2 separate regions of the Homo sapiens genome follow, and region 2 is linked to region 1. Evidence: chromatin contacts called from ENCODE Hi-C or POLR2A ChIA-PET data. All regions are on one chromosome and are shown on one strand. Each heading gives the region's core, a stretch centred on a gene start or an enhancer-like site at or near the end of the contact. The rest is flanking DNA. Distances are from core to core; before and after follow the strand shown. Region 1 overlaps PC (pyruvate carboxylase). Region 2 overlaps LOC100130987 (a long non-coding RNA gene).

Region 1 (6,298 bases), core at 2,532-5,031:
AAAGAAAAAAAAAAGAGAATTTCAGGTTGGAAACAATTTTTCCTTGACAAGTTTGAAGGATTGCTTTGCACTTTTCTAACTTCTGAAACTGCTAAGAAGTCCAAAACCTTTCTGATTTCTGATACTTTTGTCTTTTTTTTCTTTTTACCCTCCTTTGGGAAAGCTTACAGGATCTGAAATTGGACACAGTGCCTTGGTGTAGGCCTGTGTTCATCTGTTTCGTGAGGCTCTCAGCAAGTCCTTCCAGTGTGGAAACTCATGTCCTATCCTGGGAGTTTCTTGAAACATTCCTTTTCTTGCCCTCTGTTTTTTACTGTTCTGTCTTTCTGAAACTCCTATTATTTAGTTTTTGGATCTCTTGGACTGACCCTCTAATTTTTTTCCCTTTTTCACCTATTTTCCATCTCTTTGTCTCTTTTCTTCAGTTTCTAGAAGATTTCCTTTTATCTTTCAACCTTTCTATTGCTTTGTCTTATTGTATTTTTTAATTTCCAAGAGCTTTTTTGCTCCCCAAATGGTTCTTTAAAAATGTGTGTAGCATCCTATGTTTTCACTGATGTAATCGTTTCTTATTTCTGTGAGAATGTGAATGCCATGTTTGTCTCTAAGTTTTCTTCTCCCTGCATAGTTGGTTTCCTCCAAATTGCTTTCTCTGCTCTTTCCTTTGGTCTCCATCCTCTTTGAATGAATCTGCCCAGGGACCTTTGGTTGCCCACTCATAATTATTAGGAGGGTCTAAAATGCTGCCTGGGAGCTGGAGCAGGTGGGGGTCCAGTTCTGAGTTTACCAGTACATGATCTGGGCAGGCTGTTTGTTGGGGAACCTCAGTGTCAACACCTGGGAGCTCAGTTGGGGAAGGGGGTAGCATGCAAAGAGTCACGTAACCTGCCACCCCCATTTTTGGCAAGGTCCCCAGGCCCTCAACTGTGCCTCGAATTTCCCAGTCCAGAGACCCCACACTTTTCCCTCCCCAGAAAGTAAACCTCTGTTCTTCCAGGGCTGGAGAGGGGAGGTCTCTGGCATGAGATGGGGGAGGTAGGGGTCTAACTGCTATTTTTTTTTTTTTTTTTCCTGAGACGGAGTTTTAACTCTTGTCACCCAGGCTGGAGTGCAATGGCACAATCTCGGCTCACTTCAGCTTCCGCCTCCTGGGTTCAAGTGATTCTCCTGCCTCAGCGTCCTGAGTAGCTGGGACTACAGGTGCATGCCACCACGCCCAACTGATTTTTGTATTTTTAGTAGATACGGGGTTTCACCATGTTGGCCAGGCTGGTCTCGAACTCCTGACCTCAGGTGATCCACCCGCCTTGGCCTCCCAAAGTGTTGGCATTACAGGTGCGAGCCACTGTGCCCAGCCCTGATTGCTTTTTGAAAGCTTTCAGCCTGCCCTCTTTATACACGGCAGCCCGTTCAGCCCATTGTGGAGGTGGGAGGCCTGGAGCTGCAGTTCCCTGGCCTTTGGAGGATTCCTGGTGGATGGTGGGAACCCGGGTGTTCTCAGCCTGCTCCAGACCCAGGCTGTGAGGTCAGCTGACGCGAGCTGCGCTCCAGCTTCTGCAGTCATGTTGCTGTTGTCTCCTCTCCTGTTCTGCCCTTGGGGGTTCATAGCTTTAAAAATATATATATATTTGCTGAAGTCTTAGTGGGATTTCATAAGGGAGGGAGAAAAATTAGATGCATACCTGAGACAGGAGCAGGACTTGCATGGGCAAAAGCTGGGACGGGAAGGGTGTTCTAATGGTAGAGGGAGTGCTCTGAGGGAGAGGGGCAGGTGCTAGGATTTCTGAGAACAAAGAGGAGGCAGCTGGGCTGCAGCTGGAGAATCCGGGAGGCTGGGGCATGGGGGGACAAGGCTGGACAGGCAGGGTGCACTAATTTTGGGGGAGGTCCCCAAGGAGACTTGAGTTTCCCACCTACAGACAGTGGGGAGTCAGAGAATTACCCCACTTTTCAGGAAGAGTGCCGTCATGCCTGTATTTGGGGATGCTAGCTATCCCTAGTACCTAATGTGGATTGGTAGCTAGAGCTGTGGTAATGAGTAGGAGGTTTTTACGATAGTTAAGTAGTAAGAAGAGGACATTTCAGGGTCCTCTTCTTAGAAATGAAAAGAGGGAAGGATGTGAGGGATTAAAGAGGTAAAACTGCCCAGACTTCTTGACCAGATGGTAGGTGAGGGAGGGGAAGAGCTAAAGAAGACCCTAAGCTTAACCCTTGGTGACCAGGGAGAGGGTGGTGAGGAAGGAAGGAGGAGGTGTCTGGTTGGGTTTGGTGTATGTGTGCAGTTTGGGAGGGGGAGTGAGGGGGTAGGGGGCGGGGGCTAAGTTCTGCTATAGAATAGGCATTTGCCATGTCCACCAAAAAGCGTGATTTTACACCCCCACGCTTCAACCTCCAAGTGCCTGTGTTGATGGAGAGAGAGAAAGAAGGTGTTGAGAGCAGGGGTAAAGAAATCAGTCCCTTAGAAGACAAAAGAATAATTTTCCAGTTGTTAAATGAGATTCTCAAAAGAATTTTTATGTTGATATCCTCAAAGATTAATTCATGTTGCAGAATGTCATTGGAACTACCTTAAGACATTGATAGAGTGCCTGTCTGCTGTCTTCCTTAGCTCATCCTCATGTTTTGATCAAATTAAGTACTTGGACACCAGGTCTGTAAAAAAGAAAAGAGCCTTCTTTATTTGGGTTCTGTAGGCAAAAGGGAGAGTGGAGAAGCGACTCTGTCTACGCTGCTCCCCTCACTCCCCGTCTCTGGGCCCTTCTGGGATTTGCATGCCACCCACTGCTCTGTCAGGAGTGGCTCTTAGGGAAGTGAGGAAAGGGCCTTGATTATAGTGTTTGCCAATTTCTGTGGCATAAATATGCCCACTGTGGCCCGTGTCAGGCTACCAACGTGATGTCATAGCACAGAGCTGGAGTCAGGCAAGCCCGTGGGAGTGAGTCGTGCCCTGGGGTCACAGTGGGGGTCCTCACTGACACGGTGCAGCTGGACAGCAGAATCTCATCTTTCAGGTCGTCTGACTTGTTCTAAGGGTCTGTCAGGGTTGAATCATGCTTGCCAAGTAGCATCTTAAAAGATATTTCCACTGCAGCAGCCCCAGCCCTTCAACCTGGGCTTCTGTGGCCTTCTAATTCTTCCTTCTCTGCCTCCCCTCCACCCACCCCCACATCATCAGCAGCAGATCCAACATGAATACCAAACACTCACAGTTAATACTAAAAGCCAACAATTTTTTTTTTTTTGAGATGGAGTCTTGCTCTGTCACCCAGGCTAGAATGCAGTGGCGCCATCTTGGCTCACTGCAACCTCCACGTCCTGGGTTCAAGCGATTCTCCTGCCTCAGCCTCCCGAGTAGCTGGGAAGCTGGGATTATAGGCGCCCGCCACCGTGCCTGGCTAATTTTTTTGTATTTTTAGTAGAGACGGGGTTTCACCATCTTGGCCAGGCTGGTCTTGAACTCCTGACCTCATGATCCACCCACCTTGGCCTCCCAAAGTGCTGGGACTACAGGCGTGAGCCACCGCGCCCGGCGACATTTTTCTTAAAGTTCAATCTCTCATCTCTGATGCAGCTCGCACTCATTATTGCCATCCTTGGAGCAGCTGTGGCAAACGAGTAGCTTGGATGTCAGTAGGAAGTCTTGTCTCTACAGGCTGACCTGCCTGGACTGTTGCTTTGCCCTTTTGGTTGTGCGTTCTGGAACGTGATGCCTGTGCTTGTCAGCCTTGATGAGTCACATTGAAAAAGCTCTTAGTCATCCCAGGCCCTGGCTGAGTCAGTGTATTGGGTGACACCTGTGGCCAAGCACTGGCTGTTTTACAACTGAGACTGTCCCAGAACTCTTAGGCACTCTGGTCTCAGGGGAAGTGTTCTTCATCTAGTTCAAGGCCAGTCTTTCACCCGAGCCTCGCAGCCTTGTTCCCGGACTCGCCCCACCTTTTATTCTCATCCTTCCTTCTTCAACTTGTCATTCCCTCTCAACTCCTTCCCCTTCCTCTTCCTATAACTTGCTAAACATCCTCCCAAGCGTCTGCCATGGGTATAACAGAGAATGGATTCATGCCTAGAATACATAAAGATTTATTACAGCTCAGTAAGAAAAAGACAACCAGCCCAGCAGAAAAGTGGGCAAATGATGTGAACAGGCAGTTCACAAAAGGAAAAACCTAAAAATATATCCACAATCATAAGAAAATAGCCAACTTCAGTAATAATCAGGGGACTGAAAATTAAAATGATACCATTTTATACTACAAGGTTGACAGAAATCAAAGTCTAACAATATAACAGTTGGTAAAGATGTGGGGAGATAGACATTCTGTTGTATTTCTAGTGGCTGTGTAAATTATTAGGATAACTACCTTGAGACTTATTTGGCAATATTGATATTAAAAACTTGCCTATTGGCTGGGTGCGGTGGCTCACGCCTGTAATCCCAGCACTTTGGGAGGCTGAGGTGGGTGGATCACCTGAGGTCAGGAGTTCACGACCAGCCTGACCAACGTGGTGAAACCCGTCTCTACTAAAAATACAAAATTAGTCGGGCATGGTGGTGCATTCCTGTAATCCCAGCTACTCGGGAGGCTGAGGCTGGAGAATCGCTCGAACCCGGGAGGCGGAGGTTGTGGTGAGCTGAGATCGCGCCATTGTACTCCAGCCTGGGCAACAAGAGCAAAACTCTGTCTCAAAAAAACAAAACAAAACAAAACAAACAAAAAACAAAAAAACTTGCCTATTAGGTGGGCACAGTGGCTCATGCCTGTAATCCCAGCACTTTGGGAGGCCAAGGTGGGCAGATCACCTGAGGTCAGGAGGTAAAGACCAGCCTGGCCAACATGGTGAAACCCTGTCTCTACTAAAAATACAAAAAAAATTAGTTGGGCATGTTGGCGCACATCTGTAATCCCAGCTACTCAGGAGGCTGAGCCAGGAGAATCACTTGAACCTGGGAGGCGGAAGTTGCAGTGAGCCGAGATCGCGCCACTGCACTCAAGCTTGGGCGACAGAGCGAGACTCTGAAAACAAAAACAAAAACAAAAAAAAACCCCATGCCTATTGTCTGACGCAGCAATTCCAATTCTAGGTATATGTCCTAGAGAAATTTTTGCACATTTTCTATATGGGGTCAAAGTTATTCATTTTTTAACACTTTTAATCGACTACTTTTATATAGACACAAAAATAGAGCAAATAGTATAATGAACTCTATGTACCTGTCGCCCAGCTTCAACAATGATCATTTTGTCAGCCTATACAACACAGTTCTTAATTGCTAAAAATTGGAAACAACCGCGGCGGGGGAGGTGGCTCATGCCTGTAATCCCAGCGCTTTGGGAGGCTGAGGTGGGTGGATCGCCTGAGGTTGGGAGTGGAGTTCGAGATCAGCCTGACCAACATGGAGAAAACCCATCTCTCCTAAAAATACAAAATTAGCCGGGCATGGTGGCACATGCCTGTAGTCCCAGCTACTCGGGAGGCTGAGGCAGGAGAATCGCTTGAACCTGGGAGGCAGAGGTTGCACTGAGCCAAGATCACGCCATTGCACTCCAGCCTGGGTGATAGAGTGAGACTCCATCTCAAAAAAAAAAAAAAAAAGATGAAACTGCCTTATTTATTTATTTATTTTTTGAGATGGAGTCTCGCTCTGTCACTCCAGCCCAGGCAACAAGAGTGAAACTCCATCTCAAAAAAAAAAAAAAAAATGGGAAACAATCTATTTGTCACTGCCTTAGTCTGGGCTGCTATAACACAATACCATAGGTTCATTAAACAGCAGAAATGCATTTCTCACAGTCCTAAAGACCAGAAAGTGCAAGATCAAGTGTCAGCAGATTCAGCGTCTGGTGAGGGCCCACTGCCCGGTTCATAGATCACTGTGTTCTCACGGACAAAGGGGAAACAGAGTTGTCTGATCTCTTCTGTGAGGCTTCTAATCCCATTCAGGAAGGCTCTGCTACCAGCCGCTAATCTTCTCCCCGAGGCCCCACCTTCTGACACTGCCACATTGGTTAGGGTTTCAGCATAGGAATTTGGTGTGGACACAAACATTCAGGCAATAGCAGTCCCTCATTCGGCATGTACAGATTGCGATATGTCTAATAGAACATTGTGCAGTCATTCGTGAAGTAGGTCTACTGTATTAACATGGAGAGATTTCAAATATATATTGGGTAAAACAAGTTAAAATGATTATATCATTTATGAAAAAAATTAGAACATATGGTTATGGGCACACAAATATCCAGGTGAAATCAACAAAGGGGAAGTAGTAACTCTGCATTGTGGGCCCCCTGGGAGA
Region 2 (6,298 bases), core at 1,163-3,662, 490 kb before region 1:
AGACTCTTGGTTAAGGTCAGAAGAGTCAGCCCATGGGGAAGAGGCTCTGGAGAGAGGCTGCTGCTACTGCTGCCTCCAGCGGCACCACGTGCTGGCCCCATGATTCTGGGCCCTCTGTGTCCTCTGCCTTGAGAGGAGAATGTGAGCCCTTGCCTTCCTCCCAAGCTGCTGGAGCCTGGCATGAGATAATGGATGTGCCCACACTGCCAGGCACTGTGCGCAGATGAGGGACCAGGTCTTTTGAGTCTGCAGGGCTGGAGGTGGAGGGGAGATGGGATGAAATTTTTTTTTTTCAGACAGAGTCTCGCTCTGTCGCCCAGGCTGGAGTGCAGTGGCGCGATCTCGGCTCACTGTCAGCTCCGCCTCCCAGGTTCATGCCATTCTCCTGCCTGAGCCTCCCGAGTAGCTGGGACTACAGGCGCCCGCCACCATGCCCGGCTAATTTTTTGTATTTTTAGTAGAGACGGGGGTTTCATCGTGTTAGCCAGGATGGTCTCGATCTCCTGACCTCGTGATCCGCCCACCTCGGCCTCCCAAAGTGCTGGGATTACAGGCGTGAGCCACCGCGCCCGGCCAGGATGAATTTTTTTAAACCCACAGTGAGGATGGGAAGGGAGAAGTTCAGGCTTGTTCACCAAAACCTGGCACACTGGAATTACAGGCCCCCTTGGAGCGCAAGTGAGGTAAGTTTAGGACAAATAAAAGGCAGTGTGCTTCACCCAGCAGGGGAGGACGCTGATGGAACTCATTATCCCAAGATGTCGTCTCAGCTGGAAATAGAAACAGCTTCACAAAAGATTTAGATACATCCATGGATGATGGCTCCATTCATGGGTTAGAAGGGGAAGGAGGCTGTTTGAGGCCCGTCCCCCAGGGCAGGCATCAGGGAGGTGGCCCGGTCTCCCTAAGACCCCCCTTTGCACTCCTGTTAGAGGCAGGCTTCTGGCAACATGGACCCCAAGAGGCAACGTGGAGTCCCGTAAGTTAGAGCCTGACCTGTGTCCCTGGCCTTTTCCTCAACCTCCCCAATACTCAGCATCCACTGTTGGGGAGAGATAAGGTGCCACCAGCTTCAGGGAAAGCATCCCGGCTGGGCTGTCCCCTAAGAGACCAGCAGAGGGAGACAGACACCGTGTCCAGTCCCAGCTTCGGGAACAGAGACCTTGCTGATCCGCCTTGGGCAGGCCTCTGTGGGGGCAGTTTTGTGCTCATGTTGTGCGGGGTGGGACAGAAGGGGACAGAGAGGGCATCCTCCCAGGCTGAGACAGGCTTATTACTGGGGAGATGGGGGCAGGGAGGAGATTTTTAGGAACTAGGGGCAGGGTGAGGAGGAGGCTACTAATTAAGAGCCGGGTGGCTCCAGAGCCAGGCTGCCTGCCTGTGTAACTTGGAAAAGTTATATAACTCTGTGCCTCAGTTTACCCATGGTAAAATGGCAACTACAACAGCACCGGCCTCAGGAGGGCTATGTGAGATTGCGTGCTGTATTCAAATGCTTCACTGCAGTGCCAGAGAATTGGGAAGAGCTCAGTAAATGGGAGCGATAGCCTACACCGTGGGGAGATCAGAGGACTCTCCCGTCTCCTTAGAGCTCCGGAGCTTGCAAAGCCCTTTTACTTTATTATCTCATCTGGGCCTCACCGAACCCTGGAGGTTTGGTGAGGCTAAGAGGCTCACTTTTTTTTTTTTTTTTTTTTTTTTTGGAGATGGGGTCTCACTCTGTCACCCAGGCTGGAGTGCAGTGGCTCAATAGCTCACTACAGCCTTGAACTCCTGGGCTCAAGCAATCCTGTCACCTCAGCCTCCCAAGTAGGTAGGACTACAGGTGTGTGCCACCATGCCTGGCTAATTTTTTGGGGAAGTAGGGGGGGATCTTGCTATGTTGCCCAGGCAGGTCACTTATAAGTGGTAGATCTGGGCTTTCTGATGCTAAAGAATCCAGGGATCTTTCTCAAGTTCCCTGCTGAGCTGGAGGCTGGAGGAGGCCTGCTCCAGGTGCCCTTGTCTGCACTGAGCCTCCTGGCAGGCCGCCCATATCTCTAGTTGGTATTGAAGTTATCTTGCCCACTGTCCCACCAGCTCCCGAGTCCCTGGCAGGCAGGCTGTGTTTCTCTGTAGGTCCACACTGTTCAGCAAGGCATATATAGCAGGGGCTTCCAAAAGCTTTTGGGAGGTGACGGGATTCCATGGGTCTGAATGCCAGCTCCTCCCCAGCTCCTGTCCTGGTTCCAGGTCAGGTGTGGCCCCCCACTTTTTGCCACTCAAATTCTCCCTGCCGTATCTCCAAAATCTCCCGACGTCTCCCTCTTCTGACCTCTCCTTTCTCTGCATCATAGCCCTTTGTATATCTCCTTAAGTTCCTGTTTCATTTTGAAATCTTGCAACAGTCAAAGGCTAAAACGGAAATATGTACAGAGTGCTCTGTTAAGGACCACAAGGTGGGCCTCAGAAAGATGGCTGTGGGTGCTAGAAAGCGGGTGAGCCTCAAATTAGCTGGGCATGATGGTGGGTGCCTGCCTCCCAGCTACTCGGGAGACTGAGGCGGGAGAATAGCTTGAACCCGGGAGGGGGAGGTTGCATTGAGCCGAGATCACGCCACTGGACTCCAGCCTGGGTGACAGAGAGAGACTCTGTCTCAAATAAAAAAAAAAAAGAAAGTGGTTGAGCTCTTCATAGACCTAAACCACCCATGTCTTCTAGACAACCTGAAAGCCTAGGACGGGGCTGGGTCAAGACTGGTTGGTTTCTCTCATGCCTTCAGAGCTGACTGTGCCATGAGACTCCACCCTTCCCACCTCCAGCCCTCTTCAACCCACTGAAGTCCTACAAGAATCTCTTGGGGACAAAAGAGGAGAGAGATGAGACGGGTCCTTAGAGAGCACTTATAACACAAAGTGGAGAGCAGCAAGGGCCCTGGAGAGTGAAGTCTGTGGTGGGGAGCAGAGCTGGGATGACAGTGACAGGCTTCAGGAAGAAGGCAGAAGAACAAAGGGTCTAGATGAGTAGCCATGGGGAGCTCACGAGGGGCAGCTGCATTGTGGGTAGAGAGGACACCATTAGCAAAGACAGAGGGATACGGTATGAGGGGTAGGTAACAAGATTCTTTAACATTATTGGCTGGGCGAGGTGGCTCACGCCTGTAATCCCAGCACTTTGGGAGGCTGAAGCAGGCAGATTGTTTGATATCAGGAGTTTGAGACCAGCTTGAGCTACATGGCAAAACCCTGTTTCTACAAAGAAATACAAAAAAATTGGCCGGGAGTGGTGGCTCATGCCTGTAATCGCAGCACTTTGGGAGGCCAAGGCGGGCAGATCACCTGAGGTCAGAAGTTCGAGACCAGCCTGGCCAGCATGATGAAACCCTGTCTCTATTAAAAATACAAAAATTAGCAGGCGCCTGTAATCCCAGCTATTCAGGAAGGTGAGGCAGGAGAATCGCTTGAACCTGGGAGTTGGAGGTTGCAGTGAGCCGAGATCGCACCATTGCACTCCAGCCTGGGCAACAGAGCAAGACTCTGTCTCAAAAAAAAAAAAAAGAAAAAAGAAATACAAAAAATTAGACAGGCATGGTGATATCCATCTGTAGCTACTCAGGAGGCTGAGGTGGGAGGATCTCTTGAGCCTGGGAAGTCGAGGCTGCAGTGAGCCATGATTATGCCACTGCACTCCAGCCTGGACTCTGTCTCAAAAATAAATAAATAAATAAATAAAACATCATTGATTGCTTCTAAGTGCCAGCAATTTGACCTATACTCACTCAGTTGTCCCTCATTCAGTTTTACATGGAGAAAACAGAGGTGTGGAGGGTTAGAGACTTGGTGGGGGTCACACAGCTGGTGGAGGCGGAGCAGGCACTCTCCCAGTGGTGCTGGAATGGCAGGCCCGTGAGATGGGACATCCCATCACTGGGATGGCCCCAGGGAAGGCGGTGTCCATCCTTTGACCCCAGGGGCCCCTAGAGCGGGAGCCCAGACAGTCTGGAGAAAGCTGGGAGAAGCCTGACAGAGGGGAGGACAGCGGGGTAGGAGGGGAGGAGAGCTCGGGAGGAGCCGGCATGACTCAGCAGGGCAGGATAAAGATCTTCCAGCCCAGGGAGAGGCAACCCCACTTCTCTGCCAGGGGAGACGGAGTCACAGAGCCCGCGGCATGGGCTGGCCAGGGCAATGGAACATCCTGGGAGAACGGCGGGGAAAGCTCCTGGTGGGCGAGGGAGGAGTGGGGCACCTGGGGGCATCCCTTCTGCCCTGCCCTCCACACACCCGTCACTCAGACACCCTGGCAGATGAGGAGGCCGCGCCCAGCTAGGGCAGGAGAGGGACAGGCAGAAGGCCCCGTTCCTCTCAGCTTCTCTCTGGCTTCCCCGGGAAGCAGGGGGTGTTGGGGGGAGTCCTTTGGGAAGCCTGAGCTGGGTCAGGTGTGGGTGGGGACCCAGGGCAGGGTAGGGCCATTGCTGAGGTCAGAAGAGGCCCTCTGCCTCTGGGTTTCCGCTGACATCACAGCCAGCTTAGGGTGAGGCAGGGCCCTCTAGACTCCTGTCTACTGGAGGGCAAGGGAAAGTGTGTGCATACACACATAGACACACACACACACACACACACACACACCCTGCCTTTCCTTCCCTCTCCTGCCCTCGGGGGCCCCAGTGGTGCCTGCACACGCACACTGGAGGGTGTGCACACGAGGCAGTGGAAAGGAGGGCCTCCTCCTGGGGATGCCGAATCCCAGGGAATGTCCTGGGTGGGACCTCTGAACCTACCTAGGGCTCACTTTGCCCTCAGGAAGCAAAGGGAAGCCCTTGCTCTTGTTCTGCTGGCGGGGGTGGTGGTCATCTGACTCCCAGTTTAATGCTCATTCCAGGATTCCCAACTCCCTGCTAATGGAATCCAGAGCTCTAGCTGAGCCCTCCAGTGTGGGAAGACGATGTGAGGCACCTGGCCCATCTGCACATTGCCAGTTCACGTAAGGGGTCGGTGGTGGGCAGGAAACCCAGGTCTCCCTGTGCTCCAGGCCAGGACTCTCCAGGCACTGGAGGACTCTCTTTATGCCCCAAGCAACATCTGAGTGACCTGAAGAGACCAGCTGTGCCAGGCTAGATGCCTCATAGCCAGGGGCACTCAACCAAGTCCTGCTGTTGCTGAAGTCTGTTCCCAGCACCCGGACTCCTCTTTTCAAGATGTGCCTCTGGCCCTCTTCCCCAGGCTGGCACCTGCATGGTGGAGTTAAAAGAGCATGTTGCTGAAGTTGGATAGCACTGGGTTCCAGTCCTGGTTCTACCACTGCCAGGCTTGTGTGACCTCAGACAAGTGACTCTGTCTTATGAAGCCTCAGGTTCCTCATGTATAAGTAGGGAAATGATAGCTCCTGTCTCGGAGTTACTGTAAAGATGAAATAAACTAGGCCGGGTGTGGTGGCTCACGCCTGTAATCCCAGCACTTTGGGAGGCCGAGGCGGGCAGATCATGAGGTCAGGAGATCGAGACCATCCTGGCCAACACAGTGAAACCCCGTCTCTAATAAAAATACAAAAAAAAAAAAATTACCCGGGCATGGTGGCGGGCGCCTGTAGTTCCAGCTACTCGGGAGGCTGAGGCAGGAGAATGGCATGAACCCGGGAGGCGGAGCTTGCAGTGAGCTGAGATGGTGCCACTGCACTCCAGCCTGGGCGACAGAGCGAGACTCCGTCTCAAAAAAAAAAAAAAAAAACAAACATGAAATAAAATAGCCCGCGAAAGCCTTAGCACTGTGCCTGATGTGGGGAACAGCTGCGTGCGCGTAAACTATTGTTAGTATTTCAGCAAAATAAATGTCAGTGAGAAATACCAGCATCACAGCAGGCTGGAGGAGTCACTGTAGCAGGCATCTGCCTCTTCTCCCAACACGCAGGTCAGCCTCCGCCCCTCCACCCCACCCCCTAGGGCTCCTCTCTGTGTCCCCAGCACCAAAACTTAGGGAATGTTTGGTGAACAAATGAATGAATGAGTGAGTGTCCCTACTCACCTCTGTGGGTTTCTCCAACACACCTGTCAGGAGGGGGCCAGCTAGAGGCTCCCCTAGTTCAGGAACCCAGACACTCCCTGGGCCAGGGTCCCATCAGTGCTAATTGTGCAGCTGTGTGCGACATGGTGTTTTGGGTGCCTGGAGAGCCTTCCTTGGGGATGTCACCATGTGGGGAGGAAGGGTGGGACACTAGCCGGTCCCTGAGCCAACACTGACTCACCCTCCCCCCTTGGAGGGCAGCTCAGTCATCACCTGGTGCCAGCTCTGGCCCCCAGCCAGCCACACTTCTTGAGGACCTGACC

Evidence for each region. Hi-C counts contacts between places; a loop is a spot of excess contacts on that map. ChIA-PET counts read pairs that join two places held with the same protein, here RNA polymerase II (POLR2A). Pooled maps may share reads with other maps.
Region 2: a pooled map shows a loop between it and region 1 (3-fold over the local background). The contact joins two enhancer-like sites. A Hi-C loop is called at or near these places in 3 of 50 pooled maps. POLR2A ChIA-PET finds 5 or more read pairs at or near these places in 2 of 52 experiments (H1 and Panc1).

Annotation. Positions count from the first base shown.
Region 1 is chr11:66,889,799-66,896,096 of GRCh38, reverse strand. The region is part of intron 3 of PC (pyruvate carboxylase); the gene reads left to right. Among named protein-coding and RNA genes, the nearest start is that of LRFN4, 36 kb to the right of the region's middle. RefSeq lists an enhancer at 3,490-3,559. Within about 2 kb of position 3,781, at least 7 of the 41 ENCODE cell types and tissues checked have a DNase peak (open chromatin) inside an H3K27ac peak, as active enhancers do.
Region 2 is chr11:67,377,550-67,383,847 of GRCh38, reverse strand. The region is part of intron 2 of LOC100130987 (a long non-coding RNA gene); the gene reads right to left. Among named protein-coding and RNA genes, the nearest start is that of CLCF1, 7.1 kb to the right of the region's middle. RefSeq lists enhancers at 2,859-2,908, 3,753-4,474. Within about 2 kb of position 2,412, at least 7 of the 41 ENCODE cell types and tissues checked have a DNase peak (open chromatin) inside an H3K27ac peak, as active enhancers do.